2 separate regions of the Homo sapiens genome follow, and region 1 is linked to region 2. A link is an interaction called in ENCODE POLR2A ChIA-PET data of the cell type or tissue named here. Cell type or tissue: MCF 10A. All regions are shown on one strand. Each heading gives the region's core, and the rest is flanking DNA. Links, peaks and the distances in the headings are about the cores only.

Region 1 (8,336 bases), core at 80-8,079, 270 kb after region 2:
ACCTACCTACATCTGCAGACTTATAATCTAACTTTACTCATTTGAGTCTGGCTTTCGTTTTGTGCATCTTTTCTATCTTCCCACAAGACTAGGATTTAACCTATTTAAATCTTATTTTTCCCTATAAGGGCAAGATCTAGGTCTTATTCATCTACATATCCCTCATCACATCCAACACAGCGAATGGGCCATTGAGGGTGCCCAAAAAATGTTCACAGCTGAATACATGTATGAATGTATGTATTACTTATGTATGTATGTAAGTATGCTGTATTCATTTAATGGAAAAAATATAAAGTTTGGAATCAGAAAGACTAGGATTTACTCTCCTTCCTGCCATTTGAGAACTGCGTGTCTTTAGGCAATTCCTAAAAACCTTCACAGATTTTCTGCTCACTAGAGTAAGGCAGAAATATACAACATATGCTGGTATCAGGAAATAGTCAATATTTGCCTGGCTAGGTTACAGTAGAATTGATTGCTCCATATTCTTTCTGGTGACCCATTCAGAAGTGTTTTAGGAATAGTTTAACAAAATGCTTAACCTATAGAAATAAATCTGAGCTGTATAAAGCTACATTAAATGTAATGTCCCGCAACAGAAGAAGACTTTGGTTTGTTATGCTAACATTTCAGCATCCTCATCTGCTCATTCATTCAGAATTGAGGAAAGCGTGTTGTAAGAGAGCAGCATGACGGAAACTGAGTCTTCAAAGAGGGGCTTTGCTGGCATTGGAACAGAAACTATAAAGCAATGTGTTAAGAGTTATAAGGAAAGTATGAATTGCTGCTTCTGGGAAATTTCCAAGATAGGTACTCATCTTCCAGTTGGCTGGGTGAATAAAGAAAAGCTACAGAATGTAGTTGAAGATTTGGCCGTTTCCACATAAGTCAGAAGCAAGACCACCCTGGGACCATGTTTGGGCTATTCCAGGGCTACAGTTTGATTTCAAGTATCAGCGTCCTCTGTCATTTCCAAATTGTCAAGCTACTGTCTTTGAGTAAACAATCCCAGGCAACCACCCAGACCTAGGGTAGGTGGGAGAAACAGCACTGATGTAAACACCTTAAACACATCCATCATTTAGATGACAATGGACAGTCCGGGCTCCTGTTGTACTTCCATAACATTTGTTAGGCTGAATTGTGATTTGGTAAGATAGATCCTAAATTTCAAAACTCCTCTTAATGTAAATTCAAACTTAATTTCACTGGCATGCAAATGACAGAGCAGCTCATGGAACGCTTCCCTCCCCCTCTCCCATTTCCCAGCAGAAGTTCTGTTATATCATCTCTAGGACAGCCACAGGAAGATTTAATAACAGCTTTTAAAGAAGCCCATTTCATGTAATTCAACTTGATTCAACAAGTATTTCTCTATCAGTTTCAATCTTATTCAACTTCCATATACAGTAGAGTAAGAGGGCATCTCTCCTGAAGAGATACCAGAAACTGAGGAGCAGATTTATGAATTTCACAAAGCCACAGATAAATCAAATATTAAATAAAAGACCCTTAATGATTTTGAGGATGGGGATAACAAGTCACATTCACTTAGTAACTATTATGTAGAAAACGAAAGGTGAAGAAAATGTTAGATTCTAAAAGTAACATAATTGTATTAGCTATCTATAAAACAATAAAGACTTGGCAGAGTAAAACAACATACATTTATTATCCCACAGTTTCTGTGGGTCACAAGTGCAGGTATGGTTTAGATGGGTCCTCTGCCTCAGGGTCTCATTGTCTACAAGCAAAGTTAGGCTGGGGTGGCAGTCTCAACTGAGGATTGACTGGGGAAGGATCTGCTTTCAAGTTTGCATGATTGTCGTCAACAGTCGGTTCCTTGCAGGCTGCTAAACTGATGGCTTCAGTTTCTTGTCAGCTACTAGGTGCCCTCACTCTTTACCACATGGACCTCTCCAGGTGGCAGCTGACAACATGGCAGCCTGTTTCTTTAAAGCCTACAAGGGTGAAAGTCCCCTCATAGAACAAATGTTACAGTCTTATATAACACAATCACACACAAGTCATCAAAGACTACATGTGACCTTTGCTGTTTCTATTGGCTAGAAATCATAGGTCCCTCCCACACTCATTGGGAGGCAATTACACAAAGGCATGAATACCACCACGTGGGAATAATTGAGGGCACCTTAGAGTCTGTCTAATGTCATTTTGTTCCCTCTGTATAAGGATCTATAAGGCCACATTGGTCTTTAATGCAGGAGAGGGGCCTTCATTTTCTGAACAAGAAAGACCTTTAGATGTTGATGGAGATTTTACCCTTTACCCTGGCACAATTTGTTTAAAACGTAATGCAGAATTTTACCTTTTTCAAGTACAAAGACATATAACAAAGAACGAAGAAAACTGTTGTTTGTTTTAATCTTTTCAAATATAATTTTTGCACAGGGTTAGAAAATACACGTTTTTTGGAGATGCATTAATCCCATTCTGGAGTTCAAATGTGTTCTCAACTTCAGTGCTAATGACCTGTCTTCTACCTATCTAAATTACCTAAGATGTGGCGACACGGAGTAGACTATTGAAAACACTTAATTGACAGCTTGTACCCGCTGGCTGCCCTTTATTTACATCTATGTAGCTTCACCTGAATACAATGTAGCTGTTTCAGTATTTTAGTGTATCTCCCCACTATGTGCAAGGCAGGATTTTGTCTAGATTATTCCATGAATACACAAATCTAATCTTCAAGAATTCGATTCCACCAGAATACGGTGGTGACTGCTACCTATTTTTTTTAAAAACGTTTTCACTTTTCTAATATTTTTCCCTTAAAAATCTTTTTATCTATTACAGACCAAAGCCAATTCTCATTTAGAGACTAGTAATCTTTCATTTCCAGTATAGTAATCTTTCACCCCTAGGATTCTTTCTCTTAAATCAAAAAGAGGATTCCAATCACCAAAACTTAAAACAGAATTCCAATGTAAGAGAGAGGATTGCAGCAGTCGGGGCAGTACAAGAAAACACTAAAAATTAGGAACTCTGAAGACATGATTCCTGGGTGCTTTCTATAACAAAGTCAGGCTTCAACATTTCTGAGGAAAAAGAACATACCTTTTCTGATACATATTAAAATGGTTAATATATGCCTATGTAATGCAAATGAGCAATCAGAGCTCACTAAGAACTTTAGAATTATTAAATGTTGGAGTTGAAATAGAACTTTTTATTCATCCAGTTCAATCCCTGTAATTCCAGAAGGACATTTGGGGCCTGAACGGTTACATGACTTGTCTAAGGCTATAAAGCCACTCGACAGTAGAAATAGAACTAGAACAATGATATACTGGCTTCTAAGCTTAGCACAGATTACTACCAACACCCCTTGATGTGTTGTCCTTCATATACAAACATACATCATCCAGAAGGCATATACTTGAAGCTATTTCTCTAATTTGCTAGGAGCTATTCACAGTCTTAGCCCCACCATTCTTTATTTACTTCTTTGCTTTGTGTGTATGCGTGGTTTGTTTGTTTGGTCTACTTGTTGAGCAGTTAAGGAAGCCAACTAATGAAAAATGAAGATCCAGGCTAGCTGTCCAGATTTTGCCATACCTCAGGGCTTGCCGCAACCCACTTCATTCTGTCTGTGAGAACTTCCCAGTATACCCTAGCCCACACTGGCTTGACACACTGCTTCATCTCTACAAATGACTCTAATCAGTACCACAAGTCTGAACAGCTGTTATGTAATCGTTCAATTCCTCCATCTTTTCATTTACCTTCCAGCAGGGCTGGTCCTCTTCTTTTGTATTATACTCATAACTAAGGCTAATGCTGTGGGAGAAATTTCTTCAAAAAATTTCTGAATTACTCCTATGCCCTCGTAATCACAATTATTCCAAACAGGGCAGGATTAGAATGGCACCTAAAAAGTAATATTGCCAAGGACTTATGCAACACAATAGTAATATTCATTCACACACTTCTAGTTGCTAAAGCAGCATGCATGTCCTGTGATAATAAACTTTGAAGTAATAAATATGTCACAGCCTCGGAAGGTTCCAACACTTGATCTTCTGGATGGTCTTTCTATGAGGTGGAAAAAGCATAGACTTTGAAGTCAGAGATGCCTAGGTTCAAAGTTTAGCTTTGCACACCTACTCTCGTACAAGGTATTTAATATCTCTGGGCTCCAGATTCCACATTGCAAAATGAGATGGTAAACCTTATCTAGCAGGGTTATTATGAAGATTAAATGAGAAAATGTAAAGAAGAAACCCAGCCCAATGTTTGTTGAAAAGTAGGTACTTACATAATCGTTTTCCTTTGTTACCTTTACTAAAATCATGAGATTATGTGAATTCAGCTAGAGCTTCGGTGCAGCAGTGTTAACAAAACCAATTGAGGTTCCCAAATTAAACATTTCCTTATGTAAGTTACATTGTGGTATGCTAAAAGATTTAAAGGCGTGACTCTATACCCAAGGCAGATTGGAGAAGGAAGGAAAGCTAAGACATTCCTGTGATGAGTAAAAAGAGAAGAGAGAAAGAAGAGGAATTAGGCACAAAATGGTAAAAAATTTACTTTTCGTGTTTACAAAAACAAAGTTGGGAAACATAGAGTTGAAGAGCAGGAGAAGGAAAAATTGTCAGGGAAGTCAAAGGTAGGAGCTTTTGAGATATAAAGCTTCCATCTATGTTCTTTTTTAAATTGTTGCAACCCTAGTATCCCAGAGTGTACTGTGTGAAAACTTAACCAAGTATAACTAGTTCAGAATGTGGCCACTCAATAGGCAGAAGGGCTTTTAGGCAAATTCAGCAAAAAGCCAAGGGCTCAGCAGTATATTCCAGAAAGGTATTGTGTTTGTTATGACATGCCCAACAACAGTAAGTGCTTATAATGGGTTTGGAATGTTCTTCCCTACACTACAAAGGAGTAAGATGCAAATGACCCAGGGGGTATATTTCATCAGTCATCTCCTAGAGAGACAGAATCTTATGCAATCTTCTTTGAAAAAAAAAAAAACAAAAAAGAAAAAAATTACAGAGACAGAAAGAAAGGGACTCTACCCTTCCTTAAGAGACTGAGTATTGGTACTGCTCATATTCCAATTTTTCTCTTTTCAGTTACTCCAATAAGTCCCGCCTCTCCTTCCTCCAGTTTGGCTGGACAAGCTAAGTTTTCACATCATGCACTCAAAATGGGGAAGGAGAAACTTGTCCATTTTCTCTATGTCTGGAGGAGCAGGAAGAGCCACAGTATCCAGAATCATAGCTTCAGGGAGAGGAAGAATGGTCACGATCTACTGGCTAAATGAACTCTTAGCTGATACCTGAATCCTGAAAAATGCCCCCTACCCATAATGTTTTAAAAGTCTCAGAGAGACCAAAGCATGAGCCTAATTATGATTGATGTTGGTACTAATTAAAATGGGGAAGTATTGAGAAAGTGCTACATTGATTAATTATAGAGGCTGTACACTGTCAAAGAGTTTTATAAATATTTAATAATTTATCTTAATATTGATGTGGATGAATACCACCTTCATTTTTCTTTGATATGACTCTACAGTGGTTTGTTGTTGTTGTTATTTGTTTCCACATATAGGGCCCTATGTCATTCATGAGATGATGTAAATTGACCAAGCTCACAGGGCCCTCAGAGTTAAAAACAAACAAACAAACAAAAAAACGGTACTTCTCTATTATGAATCTGCCCAGCTCACATTTAACTTCTCGTGACTGGAAATAAGCTTTCTTTTACTTGAACTTCCACAGGTTGTTTAATTTGTACTCCTTCAAAGCATATAACCAGTGATAAGAAAGTTATTTATATGCCTTTTTCTCTACTGGAACAGACAGACCATGTTGCACACACATTAATGGCCCAAATGGGACTTAATATAGCTTGGGGATTCTCAGTACACGAGTGCTGAATGGAAACAGAAAAAAAAAAAACAATAAAAGAAAACAATTTTTTCCTTAGAAATGGAAGTCAAAAACTAAATTATAGATAGTAAAATATAAAGTGATTCGTATATTATATTGACTCAATTCCTCCAGTTCCTCTCCTCCCAGGGTTTAGACCTTTAAAAGAGAAAACATACTATTGTCTTGGCAGCAGCTCCAGGAGCAACTCTAAAAGGTGTTGTCAAAGCAGTGGAGAGAAGGGAACGAGCTTATGGAAAGAACAAGCGATTGGAAAACAGTGAAAGGCACCAATCTTCAAAGGTATAGGAAGAGGAAGGGCACAGACAGCTTATTCTGCTCCTGCCTGCAGGGCAGCCTCTGCCCAGGGTTAAGAAGCAAGCTGGTAGCAGCAAATAGAAACAAAAATGGAGCAGGTAAAATCACCCTCTATCCCCACCACCCCCTCCATCAACGTACACACACTGTAAGTGAAGAAGGGGTAAAGATAAATAGCATTTTTACTCCAGTCCTTTAACCCTCCCTAACTCCATCCAACGACAACAACAAATTAATAAGAAAAAGTTGCATAAACAAAACCAAGCAAAACATGAGCCAACAAGATAATGTACCAAACAGGGTAAGCTCTGGAAAATGAATGGGGGTATGGGTGCACTTTCACTTTCTTTCATGAACTTCTGCACTGGATGATTAAAAAAAAAAAAGAGTCTTATAACAAACATTTGAAGACAAAAAGCTCACCATAAATAGCATTTGGGAAACAAACTGCCTTAGTATCAAGAAAGATTATAAACGTGAGTTTTGTCTTCCAGGAATGCAAATAGCTTCCTCATTTCTACCCCTCCCAGTTCTTGCTTAAATTCTTACGCAGTCAGTTCAGACTTGTTCAGTTTGATACCTCAAGTGTGAGCAAGAAAGCATTCAAAATGCAAACACGAAAATTAATGGAAAATTTTCAAGCGCTTCTATTTAAACAATGATTGCTATATGTCTTTTTGCCCTTCAGTGGCAGCTTTACTAGCAACCAATGAAGAATACTTATTTTCTTTATAATTAGATGCTCCACAAATGCAGTAAATGACACAAAAAGAGCATGTTTAGAGCTCTCATTTCTGGCTGACTAATTAGTCAATATTATATTCAAATGCAACTTCTGGTATTTCACCCATTCCGGGCCTAGAGTCTCCTGCACCTCCACTGAGGGTGGGTGCCTAGTATAGTAATTTGTCTGAAACAGACTCATAGTTTTCAGGAGAGAATGGGTAAACTGCTCTACTGTTACATCTCAAAATGCAAATAAGGAAGAGCAAATAATTAACTAGAAACTTAAAAAAAAATAACATAGGCAACTGCCCCTTGATTATCAGAATTCATGACTTTCTGGGCAAAGGGGGCCATGGAGCAGATTCTTAACATTAACGAAAGCTTGTCTCCTTTTATCATGTCAAGATGTAATCTTCCTATTGATGTAGTAAGGGAAAGGGGGAGGGGAAGGCATTAATAAATGAGATTTGTGATTTGCATAGAAAAAAATGGCTGATTGGTTTCAATTTAAATAAATATTGAAGTTTGATAAACTGAAGTAAATGCTGACAACTCTGCCAACACAACTAGATGTTAAATTTTTATAGCCTTTAACTTGATTGCAAAGGGACTCCTGTGAAACTTTTAAAAGACAAGGGATAATATGCCAAAATAATTTATTCCTTACACATTTATTAATTGAAAGAGGCAATGCTAGGTCCTATGGGGATAGGACAAAGGAATTCAAATTGTTATTCTTTTCAAAGTTTTAGTATCTATGGTCGTTATAATAACTATAATCCAAGGTAGATATTAAATGCCATAAAAGAGGCAGAGCCATTTTCAGCTGCGTAGTACTTGATCTAAGACTTTCAAAATTGGAAAGATTTTAGAACGTAGAGAGAACAATCTGGCAAGACTTAAACTGCATAAACAAATATGTGGAGAAAGGACAACTTATGTAGAAAACGCGGGGGAAACTGAAATTGCCCTATTGGGTTAGAAACCTATAACTGCCCAGAAGTAGCAACGGAGCTGAAGTCAGAAAGACAATGGAAGAAAATGATGGAAGTCTTAGGATGGCAACGAGGACACATTAATCATGGTAGCGCTCCAAATATAAAGCCTGTGGTCATAAGATGTGACCATTTGGAATCCCTTGACTTGAGTTTGTTCCCGTCATCCTTCCAACCTTTCAGTTTGGAGGCAAAGGAGGTTGTATCCAGAAATAAGTATAATCTTCAAATGTGCCTGTGGTCAAAGCCTTAGCACCAACCACATGAGTTTAATCCAACGGCAAAATTATACAGTGGAAGAGGAAGTAACGTGCGTGCCAACGTGGAGGTGAGTTTAGTTCAACATGAGGTCCCAGTCTCAAAAATGCTCTCATCTGAAAAGAGTTCAAACCTCTGC
Region 2 (8,336 bases), core at 98-8,097:
GCATATTAGACCAATTTGCTGTTTAACCCATCTATTTAACAGATGAGAAACTGAAGCTCAGACAGAGGGGAGCTGCCATTTGCTTACAAGGTGACAGACCCCAGCTCCCATTTCTGCCCCTCCATGAAACAGTGTCTCACTGAAACACACTGTGGGTCGTGCCATGCTCCTGCTCAGTCACCTCCACTGATCTCCCATAACCCTCAAGGGAGTCCAAACACCCCAGCCTTGGCATCAGAGCCCTCCACAGAATAGCCTTATTTGGGTTTCCATCCCAGTCTCCATGTTCTTCTTCTTGATTGCTGGCGAGTGATCTCCTCAAAGGTCTCCTGCTCCCACGTAAACAGACCAGACTCATTCGCATCTCCATCTCAACATGGATTCTCCTGCCCATTCCCACGTTCTGAGAGCCTGTTCTCAGTGAACTGGGATGTCCAGAAACGAAGCAAGGTCATAAAATGGCTTCGCATACCCTCCACGTGTGCCTCTTCAGAGCGTCAAAATCACACTATGGCTTATTTTTACTTTTAATAATATTTTTGTGTGTAATTAGCAAGGACTCTGAAAGCCTCAGCCCCCTCCTGTGTGGTAGGAATGGCAAATACGCCCATTTTATAGGGGAGATGAAGGAAGTGAGACCCAGTGCTGAGAAAGGGCATATGATTCATGTTTCAGCAAGCAATGAGTCAGAGGAGGAGACGTCGACCCAGGCTTCCTGATGCTGAAGCTAGAGCTCCATTCACACGGCTGGGCGTATTGCCTCTGTTACTTCCAAATGCTTGATATCTTGTTTAAAAAGTCAACAAACACTCACCCCAACAGGCTGACTTTTGAGTAAGTTTTTTATTATGATGAAAAAGCACAAGAGACCTTATCTTTTCTGACCTCTGAACAGAACCTAGAATGTTAACTACATAGTTTATAATAAAGAAGCTTCAAGCTTTCCAAGTTGTGATCCTCTCCTAAGGCAACTGTGTAAATAGAGGCAATTCTGAAAACTTGGACTGTCAAAGAAATTGGGCAAGTCTGGCTGGGCGCAGTGGCTCATGCCTATAATCCCAGCACTTTGGGAGGTTGAGGCAGGCAGATCACCTGAGGTCAGGAGTTCGAGACCAGCCTGGCCAACATGGTGAAACCCCATCTCTACTAAAAATACAAAAATTAGCCAAGCATGGTGGTGGGCACCTGTACCAGCTACTCGGGAGGCTGAGGCAGGGGAATCACTTGAACCCAGGAGGCAGAGGTTGCAGTGAGCCGAGGTCATGCCACTGCACTCCAGCCTGGGTGACAGAGCAAGACTCTATCTCAAAAACAAAAACAAACAAACAAACAAACAAAAAAAGAAATTGGGCAAGGCCAAAAGTCCAGTTGAGGCTGGAAATGATATATCGCACCAGCTGTGTTCTGACCTTCTCTAGTGTCTGATACCTATTTCCAATATCCAGTGGCTGTTCTACTGTTTAGGGGCTGAGAAGAAGGGGTAGGATTGTGGTAAGTGATTTCTCTTGTTGGGTCAGAGCATTTTGAAATCCTGGAAAGGCTTGTCAAAAAGAAAGTGGTCATAGGTCATTCTGCAGTCCTTGAGAGAAGAGGAACAAATGGTAGCCTGCCTCCAGAAAAGGAGTGAAAAGGGTAGGGCTGAGAGCCCCAGTGACCTGGGTATAAAAGATCCTTTAAATGCCCTTTAAGGTACTTTGCCACATTTACTGAGCCCCTGCTAATGTACCATGTACTTGGATAGAGACCCTCAGTAAGGTGACTGTATAATTTATCATCCAAACCCAAAAACTTCAAGGTGAAGGAGGGACCTATTAATAACTAATTATACCAAGACAGAGTCATAAACTGAGATGGCAAATCAGGATGTATTATGATGTACCTTATGATGTACCTTAGCCATAAGGTACATTTTATATTATACCAAGACAAAGTCATAAACTGAGATGGCAAACCAGGATGTATTTATGATGTATTATGATATACCTTAGCCATCAGTATTGAGATCAACAGCAGAGTTTGTATCCACAGAGAAATCTCTATGGCATAAGAGGGATCTAGCAAGCACAAAAATGGCATAACCCAAGGCTGGCTGGGTGTACTGAGACTGAAAGAGAAAGAAGTGACATCTAAATAGAGGAGATGGCATTGAAGCTGGGTTTTGAGGGATGTGAAAGATTTGAATGTGTGGCAGAGATAGGCCAAATAGAGGCCATCAAATTCTGATGAGTTTAAAAAATTTTTTAAGACATCTCAGCCAAGGCCCAAGTGGCAGGAAAGCAGGAGGCGTCCATGGAGCACCGCGACCAGCCAGAACCCATCTGATGTGGCTGCCATGGAAGGAGTGGTAAGACCAACGAGAGATGAGGCAGGAAGGGTGCTGATGCCAGGCTGGGCTTGGTTCTAATTTCCTAGAGAGCACCAGGAGCGAGCTTTCCTCCTCTTATCAGCATGGCTGCACAAATCTCCATTCTCCTCATCCTGGACTTTTGTTGAGACTGCTCAGACCCACATCTCGTGGGCTGCTGCTAGTCTTACCAGGCTGACTGTCTTCCCTCCAACAAGGAAGGGAGTCTCATTTGAGGAACTGCACAACCTCTTCTGGTTTCTGTACCGGTCACTTTCTCTCTCTAGCCACTGGAGAAGTGGGTTGGAGCATTAGGGGGAAGTGTCTGTTTGGCAACCTCACAGGGCTAGAAAACTTGAAGAGGGTGGATTTTAGGGGCTATCCCCTTGAAAACATTCAAACGTTTGAATCTTTCTGGTGAGACCACTTGTATTCCTATTTTCCAGGAGTACACACAAGGCCAGAGGCACTTTGGACCTCAGGGCTTTCAGAGGGGTGAAAGACAAGGCGGTCAGGGAAAGACTTTCTCATTTGGCCTCACTGTTTTGTGATGTATGTCAGGAAGGTGTTATTGTGGTGAACAATGGAGAAGAAGGGAATTTAAAAGCAGAGAAATGAGTGACTCACCCAAGGTCACATAGCAAGTAACAGAGCTGCAAGCGGCTTGAATGCAAATCCCCTGGACCCAGGCCATGTATTCATGAACCTACCTCAAAGCCTGCTCTCAGAAAGAAGTGGAAGAGGGAGAGGAGGAAGACAAGAAAGAAGAAAGAGGAGGGGGAGGAAAAAGAGGGAGAGAAGCAGAGGAGGGGAGAGACAGCAGAGCCCTTCACTGTAGGTGAAGGACCTGGAACCTTCTCCTTTCACCCCTACTCACCCCCACTCCCTTAACTCCTCCTGGACCCAAGAAAATGTGTCCAAGGCTGTGCGGTAGGGAACGGCTGCTGGGTAACTTCTTTGCTGAGGCGCAAGCATGGCCCTGCGGGGTTGCTGAGCCTTTCAAAGGTCACTTGTAAACTCTGATGTGGCGCAGGGGCTGGCCCGGAGGGGCTGGGGCCTGGGCCAGGACGAGAGGACGGGCCTGCCTTTGGTGCCTAGAAATCAAAGCAGTCAACCTTGGGCTTTTTCTTCCCCCTCACACTGAGGCACTTTTATTGGCGAGATGAAGGGAGGCAGAGCGGGCCTTACAGTCCTCGCTTTGCTTTTGGAGGTTAATGACCCAGTTAGCAGCTCTTGGCTGCGTTTCCGACATTTTGCAGACATCAAGCCCCGCGTCTCTGCCAAGTACATTCTGTTCCCTGGAGCACATCCAGTGCATCTCAGATTACTATGTAATGCGACAAAGAGGGAGAGGTGGCTGGGAGGGGCATCGGGGAGCGGGGCGGGGAGGGGAGAGGGCGGGACGCAGGAGCGTGCGGGGAGGAGAGGAGGATGCCACTCTAAATATAGCTGCCCTCCTGGAATGCATCTTTCAAGGTGCTTATTTACTGCACAAGAGTGATCCCAGAGTGAGGGTACGATTGGGCCCTGTCGTCCAGGAATCCTGGAGCGCCGAGAGCGAAGCCCAGAACCAGGGCGAGGACAGACAGTGGGGGTGGGGAGGAGGCTGCAGGAGGCTCCTGGCTGGGAAGGGCTGGGAAGGTGGAATTCGAAGGGGGCGGGGCTAGGAGGTGGTGGCCCCGCCCACAAGGCCGCCGCCCCGCTTTGCAGCTCGAGCCTGAGCTGCAGCCTGCGCGCTAATTATAGACGTGAATGGAAAGCGGCCGCTTCTGAATGATCGCGTTGCTCGAGCTGCCGTTGGAAGCTTAGAAGCAGGTGCTACCGTGCTAGATACAAAGCGATCTATTTAAAAGCCCTCTGTCACGCACGCACACTTACTGACGAATCCTCTGGCTCTCTCCTACCACCGCCCGGTGGCGGATTCCGGAATTGGTTCAAAAGGCCTTGATCCCGAACACCCAGGACAGAGACAGAGTACTTTTCCTACCTCTTTCGCCTGCATCCTTAGAAAACTCCCGTGGATGAGAAGATCCCCAGGCCTTTACAAGCTGTTGTTTTACAAAAGGAGAAACTGAGGCAGGAAGAGGCGGTGGATGTGCACCAGAGCACGTGGTGCGTCGGTGCAATAGCTGAGGTAAACTTCTGGTCTCCTGACAGCCTCTCCATTTGCCTTACCGGGTTGGAACCTGAAGCAAGTCTCACTTTAACGCCGTTAATTTCCAGGCATGGATCTTTAGCCAATGATGAGCATCCTCCTCCTTTCCTGGTTCAGCGCCTGCTCCCTCCAGTCCCCACCCCCACCCCACTCCCACACGGAAAACTTGCTAATGCTGGCTGATTCTCATTGCTGGGTTTACTAGTTCAGGCCTGGAAACTGGGTAACCTCAATAACTATGACCATTTCAGTATGTGTGAGTCAATCTAATGTGCCCTCCCTCAGCATAATCCTGTCACGAGGAACGACGCAGGGGGCAAAACCTAGACTTTTCTTTCCCATCAGCATCTTGGCTGCACCTAGTGCTCACAGCCAAGTGTGTTAATGCACATGATGGCCTAATCCAGTCCATACGAGCACAGTGAAAATTCTTATGCCCATTTTATGGAATCCCTGTAGAAATGGAGTCTTGGAGGGAGGAAGTGACTTGCTCACAGTCATCTGCTGATGAGTGGTCGACTTGAGAGCCAAAACCAAGTTCTCTACCCTCGATGTGGGCTATGTCCAGTATTCATGCTTTGGCCTGCAAGGGGGAGCAGCAATCCACTTAGTAATAAAGAGGGATAAACCTACGTTCCCTCAGACACCTGGAGTGTCCTGAGGATCTCCACTCTGACCATTGGCCTTTTCTGCCTGTGGGTCTGGGGCCACTCCCACGCTAATCCACAGTATTAAACTGGGCATGGAGAGCTGCTGTCTTCTCTAGAAACCGAAATCTCCAAGTCCAGTAACTACATTCAGCTTCCAATAACAAGGCCAATCCTACTTACCACCTGGACCCATCTATGTCTCCCCACCTTTGCTGACTGCTTTGGACTTAACTCTGCCTGTGTCTCTCTTGGCTATTCCTGTAACCTCAAGATCTCCACCAGGGCAGATGGATAAAGAGGCAGCATCCAGTAACATGCTGAAAAAAGAAGGGAGAGGGAATAGGTGTGGATGATAGAATATTTTAGTTGTTTTTTATTTACCTCTTGGAAGCAAAGACTGTATCTTAGTCTTTGTAAGTCCTCCTTCTTCCCAACATATACAAGGTCCAGCCAGCCCAATGCACCGAGCATAGCAGACAACCAGAAATGTTAAAGAGTCATAAAACTTTCACATGGCTGTGGAAAATTGTATATACCTAGGTTGGTCACAGTCATGTTTCTCTGATAACAAAGATAGGTAGTTTTACAATACTGACAAATTATTTAAGCTTTCTAAGTCTCAGTTTTCTCATCTGTAAAATGGGCATAATTGTACCTCAAAGAAGCAGTACTGGCAGTGCTGAGCCAGGAAAAAAGCAAAATGTTCGCATGTGAATGGTTGTATCTACAATCAGGCTACTTAATTTGGAATCTGAATTCAGCTATGAGTCTAGCACTATGACTAGTGTCAGCACTCAGTAGTTCTTCTCACACAGGGTTGTTCTAGGAATTAAGCTGGATAACATATATGAGCACTCTGTACAGTGATATAAGATTGCTCACATACTTTATTATTAATAAATAAAGTTGCCCAGGGTTACACAGCTAACATACAGTAGAACTGGGATTTAAATCCAGATATGCTCCTGTCTCTGTCCTAGGTCTCCAGTCTCAAGTGCATAATAGTCATCATTACTGAGCACTTATTCAATAATATGGTTTTGCATTAACTGTGTCTGCTTCTATTTGAGATGCAGAAATAATAGACATGCCTTTAGGTTGGAGATAAGTAGGTAAGGGCCTAGGACAGATACACAAGTAACTGTGTAATACCAGTCAGTGGATGATGAGCGCTCTGATTAGCACAATAAACCAAATGCCATGAGCACCAGGGAAGAACAAGCAGATACTCCCCAAGGTGGGGAGAAGGGTTCAGGATGGCTGCAGTGAGGGTAAAGGAGCATGAACAGATCCTGGAAGAATTGGTAGCATTTGGACAAGTGGAGGTAGAGGTGAGGGAAGTTCCTGATAAAGGGATCAGCAAGAGCAAAGACCCAAAAGCAGGAAAAGAAAGGGAGGATTTAGAGAACAGCAAGCTTGCCAGCATTCAGAGAACATAGTGCCGGCGGAGAATGAGCAGGGGCAGAATGAGAAAGCACACTGGGAGCTAAGCAAGGAGACCAGGTGTCCCAGGGAGCCAGGGCAAGCTCAGCAGGGCCAGGTGAGTCTCTCTGATGACATGGAGGGCAGATGTGCTACAGTCTCAGGATGATAATGAGTGGAGAAATTTTGCTCTGGGGCCAGTTATGAGGCAGCAGAAGCTAGGGTAGCTTCATAGCTCCTTTGTAGCACCTCCTAGATGTTGTATTTGTGTATTTACTTGTGTTTCATCTTTTACGTTGGCCTATAAACTCCATGAGAGATGGGAACAGGAGCCTTTCCTTTCTTACTTGTCCCAGGGCTTACCACAGTGACATCCATAGTAGGAGCTCGATAAAGACTTGATGAGCAAGTGAATGCTTCTTTGACCCCAAGGCCAAGAGGACCACCACAGTGATCCAAACGTGGACAAAGGTTTCTCCAAGAAGGTTGTTCCTACCTTTAACTTCAGTAAACAGGTAGCCCAGGGTGGTGTAGAAGAGTTTAAAATTCACTGAGCAGGAATGCAGGACTTCTTTAATGATCCCTCAAATATATGTGCTGCAGTTTTAGAAAATGAAATCAGAAAGAACTGGGGAGAAAAGAAAGAAAAAAAATGAAACCTTGAGCTGAAATAAAACCCTTCCTGTGACTCTCTATCTCTTAGTTATCTTAATTACCCATCTTCTGGTTTTAGTCTTCCCTCTCTAAAAAAAAACAAAAGAAGGATGAAAGGGAAGAGAGAGAGAGAAGCAAAGAAACTTGCCCGAGAGAGCTATGAGTTTAGGCAACTGATTTTGTTGTCTTCTAAAGCCTTCTATGGCCTGGCTCCCTTCCCAGCTCAAGTTGGGAAACAGAAAAGAAATCCAATTGGTTTCCATTGTTAAGGGTTTGGGACAAACTGCTGATAGAAGCTGTGCCAACTGTCCTATCCTGGCCTTCTTTAAAATATGAATGTCATTGCCTTTTGTCATTCCACTTGGAAAGGCAATTTAGTGCTATGTTTTTTGAACAAGGGGACAGGATTCCAGGGCTGGAACAAACAGAACCTAGAGGTTACCTAATTCCACTCCTTCATGTTATAAAAGAGAAAACTGAGGAAAAAGAGAGAGGAAATGACTTGTTGATGGCTGCCCATCACATAAGTGATGGAGAATGGCAGAAAGGGATGAAGCCTTCTCATTTTAATGTTAGTGCTCTTTCCATACATGATGACAACTTCTTTAAGAGAGAACTCATATTTCTCTGAAAAGAGGGTAGTTTTAGAGAAGCAGATCTGGATTTAAATCCCAGTTCTACTGTACATTAGCTGTGTAAGCTTGGGCAAGAACCCAGATCTTCTGCAATAACAATAGTCATCATTACTGAGCATTTATTTTGTGCCAGGCTTAGGACAGCTAAGAAACTGGCCCAAGGCTGTGTAAGTTGCAAGTAGTAGAGCCAGTTTGAACCCAAGTCTGCCTTATTCTAAATCTCATAATATTTTCATAGTAGCACATTTCTTCTGTATGCCTCAGCTTTCTCATCTGTGAAGTAGTTATTTTTAAGAAGGAATAAGATATAAAGTGCCTAGCACAGACTTGATATACAGTAGGTGCTCCATAAAAATCAGCTACTATTATGTTGAAGGAAACCTTTTGAATGTATTGTGTTACACCTTAGATCTTACCATTTTGATTATATTACTCAAGAATGTTGCCTATTATCAATCATCATCCTCACACTCATC

The links. ChIA-PET counts read pairs that join two places held together with the same protein. Peaks named below come from ENCODE experiments on the same cell type or tissue, not always from the same donor. Only the 100,000 strongest peaks of a DNase experiment are listed, where the experiment ranks them.
Region 1: POLR2A ChIA-PET joins it to region 2 with 18 read pairs; 2 of 35 experiments call an interaction of 5 or more read pairs at or near these places.

What each region holds. Positions count from the first base shown.
Region 1 is chr3:188,670,555-188,678,890 of GRCh38, reverse strand. All of the region lies in intron 7 of LPP (LIM domain containing preferred translocation partner in lipoma), which reads right to left. Among named protein-coding and RNA genes, the nearest start is that of MIR28, 14 kb to the left of the region's middle. In MCF 10A, for the core only: no CTCF peak of the experiment used is centred there; a DNase peak (open chromatin) is centred at 4,900.
Region 2 is chr3:188,943,421-188,951,756 of GRCh38, reverse strand. It overlaps TPRG1-AS1 (TPRG1 antisense RNA 1), which reads left to right and starts at 4,118. Exons shown (of 2, transcript NR_046873.1): 1 at 4,118-4,478. In MCF 10A, for the core only: a CTCF peak has its summit at 4,276; DNase peaks (open chromatin) are centred at 706, 2,996, 3,646, 4,016 and 1 weaker place.